Linked DNA regions of Homo sapiens: region 1 is linked to region 2. A link is an interaction called in ENCODE POLR2A ChIA-PET data of the cell type or tissue named here. Cell type or tissue: PC-3. All regions are shown on one strand. Region 1 overlaps CLPSL1 (colipase like 1). Region 2 overlaps PPARD (peroxisome proliferator activated receptor delta).

Region 1 (5,000 bases), 390 kb before region 2:
TGGGAAAGACAGGACTTTGACCTCGACCTTGGCGGCAGCTCTTCCCTGAGCCCCTAAGCCCAGCCCAGCCCAGCTCCAGGGCCCATGTGCTTGCCCACAGCCAGGATCCAGGGATAAATGATAGCTTGCCAGCTGCTCAGAGTGGCACCTCTGGCTGCCTTCTCCAGGCTGGCTCCTGGATTGTTCAGTGTCCTCCCAGCTCCAGACCTTGTAACCCTGCCTGTCACTGACCCATCTGCCTGTCCTAAGTCCATGGACACACCATCGCAGGACCTCTATGTCTTGTCTTTAAATCCTTCCATGGGCAAATCAACTCCCTCCCCTACACACCCAGCTCAGAGGCTGCCTCTGCCCATCCTCCACCAGGAACACCCGGGGCCACAGCAGAACTCCTGAGCTGGATGAAGACGGGGCTCTGGGGCAGAGGCTGGACCTAGCTGTGCCCATTTACTGTACTACTTTCGGAATTTGCTGAGAAGACTCCTGGAGAATGTGAACCCACATTAGAAAGTGAAACATCGCCTTCCCGCCCCAATCCAGGATTCCAAAACCCTAGGGTGGGCTACCATATTGGTTCCGTCCACAGGCTCCCCCAGAAGGCTTGGAGGTGCAGTCCCACGGGGGAATTCCAGGCTCCAGGGCATTTCCGCCCACCTACCCTTCTTTCCTCCCCAGGAATCTGGGCCCGCCCTGGCTCCCACTTCCCCTGGATCCCCTCTGGCTCCCCCCGGGCGGCGATACCCACCTGCGTTTGACACAGACTGCCCTCGGACCCCTTCTCCGCGCAGTGCGACTCGCAATTGTCTGGAGCACGTTGGCAGCAGCCAGTCTCGCAGTCCTGGTTCCGGATGCAAGACTCCTTGAGCTCCTGCAGGGAGGGACACGGCACCGCCAGGCTCCACCGCCCGCCTTCCGCCCTCGCCGCCCCGCCTGGGGCTTTCTCCCTACGGGGCTCCTCCCCAGACTCTGCTCCCACCATCACCTCTGGCTCCTGCCAGGCAGGGTGGTCTCTACGTGGGGGCCGGGGTAAGTCTGTGCAGACGGTGGATGCCTGGAGGGGACTGAACAGTTTTTAAAAGGTTTACTCTTGGTGTCCTCAACATAGGCTGCTTCTCATACACACCAGAGTGGTCTAGACTTTCCTGTCTCTCTCTTGCACTTCATTCTGCTGCAGAGCCTTCTCGCCCCAAAACTCATACTCACCCTTTCACCTGTGCCTGATGGTCACCTACATGCATTCCCACCGCCCCTCCCCCTACACACATCAATGACCTCCACCCAGCACTGGGGCTTAGGACAGTAATTAACATTATTGATCACAGCCACCCATCATCTCTGACAATTTCAATAGTCATTCAACAGGCAAATACTGAGCACCTACTGTGTGCCAGGCACTGTTCCAGGCACTGGGAATACAGCTGGGAACAACAAAAACAGAAATCCCTGTCCACCTGCAGCTGACATTCCAGAGCAGCACTGTCCAACAGAGCTTCTGCAGTGACGAAAATGTGCTTTTTCTGCCCAGTCCAATAGCCACTAGCCACTACTGAGCACTTGAAATGTGGTAGTGCAACTGAGGAGCTGAATTTAAATTTTCTTTTCTTCTTTTTTTTGAGATGGAGTCTTGCTTCCATCGCGCAGGCTGGTATGCAGTGGCGTGATTTCGGCTCACTGCAACATCCACCTCCTGGGTTCAAGCAATTCTCCCGAGTAGCTGCGATTACAGCCGTGCGCCACCATGCCTGGCTAATTTTTGTATTTTTAGTAGAGACGGGGTTTCGCCATGCTGGCCAGGCTGGTCTCGAACTTCTGACCTCAGGTGATCCACCCGCCTCGGCCTCCCAAAGTGCTAGGATTACAGGCATGAGCCACCGCGCCCAACCCTCTTTCTTTCCTTTCCTTTTTTTTTTTTTTTTTTTGACAAAGTCTCACTCTGTCACCCAGGCTGGAGTGCAGTGGTGCAATTATAGCTCACTGTAGCCTCAACCTCTAGGTTCAAGCAATCCTCCTGGCTCAGCCTCCCGTGTAGCTGGGACCACAGGCACACACCACCATGCCCAGCTAATTTTTTTATTTTTTGTAGAGATGTTACAGGTAGTTAGACAGGCATGAGTGGGGTAGGAGAGGGCTCTCCCCCACCCACCAGGAATGTCAGGTGATGGTTCAACAGTTATCACATTGCCTCTCTAAAAATGATAATTTGGCAGTTAGGCTCCAGGGAGAGACAGGCTTCTAATGGTCCACAGCTGTTAACATTAAAGTGTCCATTGAAAGCAGGGGCCAGAGAGAAGCAAAAAGGGCTTCCAATAAAATCTCAGGTGTTGGGTGAGTGAGCCCGGGGAATGCACATTAAGAGAAAAAATGGAGGAGTATGAATTTCCGGGGACAGGGCCAGGCATGGTGGCTCACGCCTGTAATCCCAGCACTTTGGGAGGCCGAGGCGGGCAGATCACGAGGTCAGGAGATCGAGACCATCCTGGCTAACACGGTGAAACCCCGTCTCTACTAAAAATACAAAAAATTAGCTGGGCGTGGTGGCGGGTGCCTGTAGTCCCAGCTACTTGGGAGGCTGAGGCAGGAGAATGGCGTGAACCCGGGAGGTGGAGCTTGCAGTTAGCTGAGATTGCACCACTGCACTCCAGCCTGGGTGACAAAGCGAGACTCTGTCTCAAAAAAAAAAAAAAAAAAAAATTTCCAGGGGCACACTCCACAGGAAAAGGGAACAAAGCCTCAGATGGGCATGCGTACAACTTCCTAAACACCCTGCATGTGCTCACTTCCCAAGGGTAAGGAGGACACTGCGCATGTGGTCAGCTCACCCTAAGGGAAGAATCAGGGGAGAGAGGCACACGACACTGGAGGTAGGCAAGACTGTTAAGGGGTAGGACCAAGGTTAAACACTGCACTTGCCCTTCAAGTTGCCCACTTGGGACTCTTCCAAGTGTACTTTCCATTCTTTCCTGCTCTAAAGCTTTTTAATAAACTTCCACTCCTGCTCTGAAACCTGCCTCAGTCTCTTTTTCTGCTTTATGCCCCTCAGTTGAATTCTTTCTTCTGAGGAGGCAAGAATTGAGGTTGCTGTAAATGCATACAGATTCATTGCCAATAACTCAGATACCTTCCACCAGTAAGAGACAGGAGTCTTGCTTTGTTGCCCAGGTTGGTCTCGAACCTCTGGGCTCAGACAATCCTCCCACCTTGGCCTCCCAAAATGTTGGGATTACAGCCATGAACCACCACACCTGGCTTGAATTTTAAATTTTGTTGAATTTTAATCAATGTAAATCTAAGTAACTATATGTGGCTAGTGTAAACCAAAAATAAAATTTGAAGCCTCCCACCACCACCAATCCACAGCCATCTCAGTCGACTCCTTCCTTGGCCAGGGCACTCTAAAATTTAACCTGAAAGACTGGTTCAGGCCATGACGGGAAGTGGGGGTTGGACATGCCTCATTAATACCCCTCCAGCATTAACATTAACAAAGACCTTAAGTCTGATCAGAAACATGTACAATCTATTTTCTATGAAGCCTATTACTGGAGGCTTCATCTGCATGATAAAACCTTGCTCTCCTCAACCCCTTATCTTAACCCAGACATTCCCTTCTGCTGATAATAGCTGTTCAACCAACTGCCAATCAGAATTTGTTTAAATCTACCTATGACCTGGAATGGAAGTCATGCCCCCCACTTCAAGTTGTCCCACCCTTCCAGATCAAACGAATGTAAATCTTACAGGTACTGACTGACATATTATGTCTCCCCAATGTGTATAAAAGCAAGCTATACCCCAAAAAACAAAAAACAAAAAAAAAGCAAGGTGCACCCCAGCCACCTGAGGCTGTATCACAGGTGTGTCCCTAACCTTGGCAAAATAAACTTTCTAAATTGACTGAGACCTGTCTCAGATATTTTGGGTTCACACTAGTAACTGCACTATTGGACACACACAGCTCTAGAGAGGGAAGACAGGGAAGAGATACATAAGTGAAATGATACGGTATCACAGAAAAAACGTTGAGCAAAATAAGTCAGATTTTTTTTTTTTTTTTTTTTTGGAGATAGAGTCTCGCCGTCGCCCAGGCTGGAATGCAGTGGTGCGATCTCGGCTCACTGCAAGCTGTGCCTCCCAGGTTCACGCCATTCTCCTGCCTCAGCCTCCTGAGTAGCTGGGATTACAGGCACCCGCCACCACGCACAGCTAATTTTTTTTGTATTTTTAGTAGAGACAGGGTTTCACTGTGTTAGCCAGGATGGTCTTGATCTCCTGACCTCGTGATCTGCCTGCCTCGGCCTCCCAAAATGCTGGGATTACAGGCATGAGCCACCGCGCCCAGCCCCCCTTTTTTTTTTTGAGACAAAGTCTCACTCTACTGCCCAGGCTGGAGTGCAATGGCACTTTCTTGGCTTAGTTCAACCTCTGCCTCCCGGGTTCAAGCAATTCTCCTGCCTCAGCCTCCCAAGTAGCTGGGATTATAGGCATGTGCCACCACACCCAGCTAATTTTGTATTTTTAGTAGAGATGGGCTTTCACCATGTTGGTCAGGCTGTTCTCGAACTCTTGACGTCAGGTGATCCACTTGCCTCGGCCTTCCAAAGTGTTAGGATTACAGGCGTGAGCCACTGCGCCTGGCCCAAATTTTTTTTTAAAAGTACATACTGTGTGATTTCATCATACAAAGTTCAAAACTAATCTATAATAATGGAAGTCAGGAGACAGTTGCCTTTGGTGCTATTGACTAGGAGAGTAAGAGTGAGGCTTTTGGGGTAATGAAAATGTCCTATATCTTGTTCTGACGGTAGTGATGAGGGGGTCTGCATAGGTTCGAATCCATTGATTTCCATGTAAACTCAAGATCTGAGCACCTAGTAAGGTGTGATTTTTACCACATATGTTATATACATAACAATAAGTAATATTTATATTATATATGTATAATCCTATTATGTACGATTATGTGCTATAAAGAAAATAAGGCAGGAAAGGAGGATTGGCTA
Region 2 (5,000 bases):
AGGGGAAACCAGTCTAAGAACAGGAGGGAAGGGAGAATGAGGGGGACTGGTGGGGAGATAAATACCTTTATTCATGTTTGTAGTTTAAATTGTTTTTAAAACGAGCATCAACATCTTTTGTAATAAAGTGGAGTAGAAGAGTCAGGAGTCTTGTAAATGGATCTCACTCGAGTAAAGGCAGCCCAGGAGCTGCAGGCACATACTGACACCAGTAAAGAAGCAAAGCTCTCCTGCTGCTCAATCTCACAGAAATGTTTAGTCTTGTTCTCAGTCCTCCTGTCCCTTTCCAAGTGCATGCCTAGCTGGTTGCTTTCTAAGGTCCCATATAAGCACCCACTTAACAAATATTTGAGAAGCATGAAGTCCCCAAGAAAGGAAAGGAAGAACCAGAGTGAAAGGACAGATAAAACAAGAGGTTTCAAATCTCAGGGAGCCCAGAAAGACTTCTTAAGCATCAAAGCACCCTAGAGATTCAGAAAATTGGCCCATGCTGTCACCTCCCAATTCTCACATAATTCTGACAGCAGCTTCTGGATTTTATATTATACCTGCATGACAGCCCACTTCTCAGTAAGAACATGGGTCAAAAACTGCAATCTCACTCCTCAGGACTCAGAGCCAGGAGGAGGGGTATGCAGGATAAGATAGGGAAATGCCAGAACCGGAGTGACTTATTGATGACACTTGGGGAATACATTCAGAGAGTGCAAGGTCTCACACGCCAGGTCATGTTAGGCTTCTAACCAGTCTGGATCTCAGCCCACCTAGCAGGAGAGAGAAGGGACTCTCTTGAAAGAGTCAGGAAAAGCACTGCCACTGTTCACTGAGCAAGCATTACAAGCAGTGATGACCGGGAGTCTGTCTATAAACCCTGTTTCCTTTCGGGGCTCTCCCTCCCAAGATGCCCCCTCCCTCCGCTCCTGCCCACTTGGCTGCCAGAGCCCTGGGGGTCTCTCCATGATGGTGGCCATGAGCCAGGGGAATAAGAACTCCCCAGAGCTCCCCACAGGGCCCATACAGCAAAGCCTATGCCTCACCAAGCCACTGGCCCTGGTCCTGGCCCTGAATTTGGCCCCCTTCCTGGAGGCCTATGAGGATGAATAGTGTAAAGAGAGGTAACAGGAACCTCAGAGGGCTGATCCTCAGGGTCTCTCAGTTCTATAGCAACAGGACAACATGACCTTGACAAGGAGCACCATTTCCTGCTTCAGCCGGAGCCAGTTTTTCCCAAAACAACTGCTCTGGGGAAGGACACCAGGGTAACATGAGGAGCAGACACTGGGTCTTTCTACTTACCAAGTGCTCAGGTGCTACTGGCCCTGGGGATGGCTGCTAACTGGAAGATGACAGGTTGGTGGGCTGCTGGTGGGTCACCAGAGCAGAAGGTCACTAAGAGCCATTCTAGAGTGCTCCAGAGTCGCTGTCACAGCTCTCCTTTCTCGCTGCCTCCTCAAGAACCTCCACCCAAATCCTGGGGCGTCCCGAGCACGTAGGCGGTGTCTCCCCACCCACAATGACCTGCTTGGCAAGGCTTGGCACACCTTTCCCCCATTAATGCTTCCTGTCTCCCTCTCTCCCCCGAGGAACCCAGGCAGGCTGAGGCAATACCTTCCTTCATCCATCTGGACTGGCCTTGGAATTCCTGGGCCAATCTGGGGATCCCATGCATCAACCCTAAAGTGGGCCAGTGCCAGGTATGTGCAGCCTGTACTTCCCAGTCTGGGCAGGCGGAGGCTGGAACGGTGCCAGCAACTCACCTCTGCAACACAGCATGGAAGCATTTATTTCAAGGGTGGCTGGGGAGCGTCCAACAGCCCGCCTCCCAGCTTGCAGGACAGCCTGCCACATGCAGGGGAGGAACCAGTTTGCTTTGGGCAAACTGCTTCACTTCTCTGAGCCACCCTTGAAATAAATACTTCCGTGCTGCGTTACAGAGGAGAGCTGCTGGTGCGGTTCCAGCCTTTGCCTGCCCAGACTGGGAAGTACAGGCTGCATATACCTGGTGCTGGCACTGGCCCATGTTAGGGTTGGTGCCAGGGTTCCCCAAATTGGCCCAGGAATTCCAAGGGCAGTCCAGATGGATGAAGGAAGGCACCTCTCTCTTCCCTCTCACCTGTCAGGGCCTATAAGGCTTGGTGCTCTTCTGCTTGGTTCCGAGCACAACATCTGAGTGGTCAGTGCCACAATCATAACAACCAGCTGCCTCACAAAGGAGGCAGCTTGGCATAAGGACAAGGGCAGGGCTTTGTCCCCAGACAAAAATGGGTTTGAATCCTAGCTCTGTCACTCACTAGCTGAGTAGCTTTGGGCAAACTGCTTCACTTCTCTGAGTGTCTATTTCCTTATACGTACAGTCTCACATAGCTCAGAAATGACTTGGCTATGGTCACAGGGAGAGATGGCTGTAGAGCTTGGTCCCAGGTCCTGACATACTGGCTTCCAGAGCTTGTCTGACTATACTAGGATGTTTCTTAACTGCAGCTACACGTGACAGAGAAAACAGTCGTCTCTTTTCCTAAATGGCTGTCAGCAATTCCCAAAGTCAGGGAAAAGTTCCTTTCGAAGTTCACTGCCTTAATACAAAAGTAGCCTTCACAGATGCCAACTTAACTAGGTGAATCAAGTTAGCATCACTTTTACTAGGGCCAACTGGCACCACTGTGCCTCCTGATGTAAGCAACAGGAAGCACACCTCATCTATGTGGGTTCCCACCAACAACGTAAACCCGAATCTAATCACAAGGAAACAATCCAACAGATATGGAATGTGGACAATCTATGACACATCAAGCAAATGCGCCAAACTGTTAGCAACTGGTGAATCTTGGTGAAGGAAATACAGAAATTCATTGTTTTATTCTTTTAACTTTTCTCTAGTTTTAACCTTTAAGAGTAACTTTTAAATATTAAATATGTGTAGTATTACTCTTAAATCATTAAGTGATTTTTATTTGGTATTCATTTTGTGTTAATGCTCTCTTCCGCATTTTCTATTATCAGATGTCTATATCAGATAGAGATCATTTTTACATGCTAATGAAATATATACAATCATATATCACAATATATTTGTCCATAATAACAATAAACTATGCATTTATTTTATTTTTATTATTTTAATTTTTTAGATGGGGTCTCACTCTGTCACCAAGACTGTCACCACCCGGAGTGGTGCTATCATAGCTCACTGCAGCCACAAACTCCTGGGCTCCAGTGATCCTCCTGCCTCAGCCTCCTGAGTAACTGGGACTACAGGCACATGCCACCATGCTGGCTAATTTTTTTTATTTTTAATAGAGACAAAATCTTTCTCTGTTAACAGGCTGGTCTCAAACTCCTGAGCTCAAGCCATCCTCCTGCCTTGGCCTCTCAAAGTGCTGGGATTACAGGTGTGAGCCACTGTGCCCAACCAAACCACCAAACCACGCATTTAATGTTACATCTTTTTTTCTCTTTTTCTTTTCTTTCTTTTTTTTTTACAGAAACACCTCTGAAATTTTATCACAGAAAAAATAATTCCATTTATTATTATGACCACTCCTTATTTAAAAACTCATAAAGTGTTAGGAAAGATATAGAAAAAGTTATGATTTTGGGCATTCCAGGGAATTTCTATTACTTGTTCCTCAATCCTGAAAGTTAATAACTGTTGGGAATTTGGAAGTACCAGCATCTTGATGGCCAGCCTTCGTTATGACCCCTGCTCCCACATGGCAACATTCCACCTAGTAGCTCCAGCCAGAGAGCCCCACTCAAATAAAATATCATTTATGGGACTGTTTCAGGCACCATGTACAAAAGCACTGACCTAGACCCCTATGGGGAGAGATGACAAAAGGAGTAAAACACAGCCTGCCCTTGAAGAGGTAAGTATACAAACTGTGTGATGGAGGGCACATAAGAGGTGGCCACTGTGGAGGAAGAAATATTCCAACTTGGGAGCAGCAGGGATGATTCTGGAGTAGGTGTAATGGCCCTTTCTTCTAGCTGGGCCAGAAAACTAGAAAAGGCACTCCCAGGGAAGGCCAAGGTGAGTCAGGCAACGCAGCCGAGAACACAGGGCACATCTGGGAATGGCGAGCTGTCCGCTTTGGCTGGGGCACCCCACTCTCTGAAGGACAGATAAAGGGCCAGGACCTGGCTAGCCTTGAATTCCTAGTTTCTAAGGTGTATAGACTTAATTTTGAGGCCCGGGGTTCTGCCCTCTGGTTCCAATGACTGTAAGAGTGGAGAGGGGCAAAGAAAGTCACCAGGGCCCTTCAGAAATGACACAGTGAGAGAGGGTGAGGGTCTGAAATCTCATCTCTCACCCTTTCAAAATGATACAGTTCCTGTATTTTCCCAGGCATAGCTCTTTGCACACTTTCTTGCTATTGCATTTTACTTCTTTATTTTGGGGAATATGCTATTTATTTGCCTGCTTGATTTATAATTGGGGTATAACATACTCATGGTTAGAGTATGCAATCTGCATTAATCTTAAACATAATAAGCCCCATGAATTCCTACATTTATATACCACCATAAAACCATCACCCAGGCTGGGCGCGGTGGCTCACGCCTGTAATCCTAGCACTTTGGAAGGCCGAGGCGGGCGGATCACCTGGGGTCAGGAGTTCAAGATCAGCCTGGCCAACATGGTGAAACCCCTGTCTCTACTAAAAATACAAAAATTAGCCGGGCATGGTGGCAGGCGCCTGTAGTCCCAGCTACTCGAGAGGCTGAGGCAGGAGAATTGCCTGAAGCCAGGAGGTGGAGGTTGCAGTGAGCCGAGATAGTGCTATTGCACTCCAGCCTGGGGCACAAGAGCAAGACTCCATCTCAAAAAAACAAAATAAACAAACAAAAAACAAACCAAAAAAACCCATCACCCAGGTCAAGACAGTAAACATTTCCAGCACCCTACAAGGTTCTTTGTGCCCCTGAACAGCTAATCTCCACAATAAGTAACTACTCCGCTTTTTTTGAGACAGGGTCTTGCTCTGTTGTCCAGGCCAAGC

Evidence for each region. Peaks named below come from ENCODE experiments on the same cell type or tissue, not always from the same donor. Only the 100,000 strongest peaks of a DNase experiment are listed, where the experiment ranks them.
Region 1: POLR2A ChIA-PET joins it to region 2 with 18 read pairs; 2 of 35 experiments call an interaction of 5 or more read pairs at or near these places.

The regions. Positions count from the first base shown.
Region 1 is chr6:35,782,866-35,787,865 of GRCh38, reverse strand. It overlaps CLPSL1 (colipase like 1), which reads right to left. Exons shown (of 3, transcript NM_001010886.5): 2 at 746-868. Among named protein-coding and RNA genes, the nearest start is that of CLPSL1, 4.3 kb to the right of the region's middle. In PC-3, no CTCF peak of the experiment used is centred here; no DNase peak of the experiment used is centred here; H3K4me3 peaks cover 518 bases; H3K27me3 peaks cover 1,487 bases.
Region 2 is chr6:35,389,152-35,394,151 of GRCh38, reverse strand. The region is part of intron 2 of PPARD (peroxisome proliferator activated receptor delta); the gene reads right to left. Among named protein-coding and RNA genes, the nearest start is that of PPARD, 49 kb to the right of the region's middle. RefSeq lists an enhancer at 1,685-2,253. In PC-3, a CTCF peak has its summit at 2,626; DNase peaks (open chromatin) are centred at 1,771 and 2,661; H3K4me3 peaks cover 1,804 bases; H3K27ac peaks cover 4,865 bases.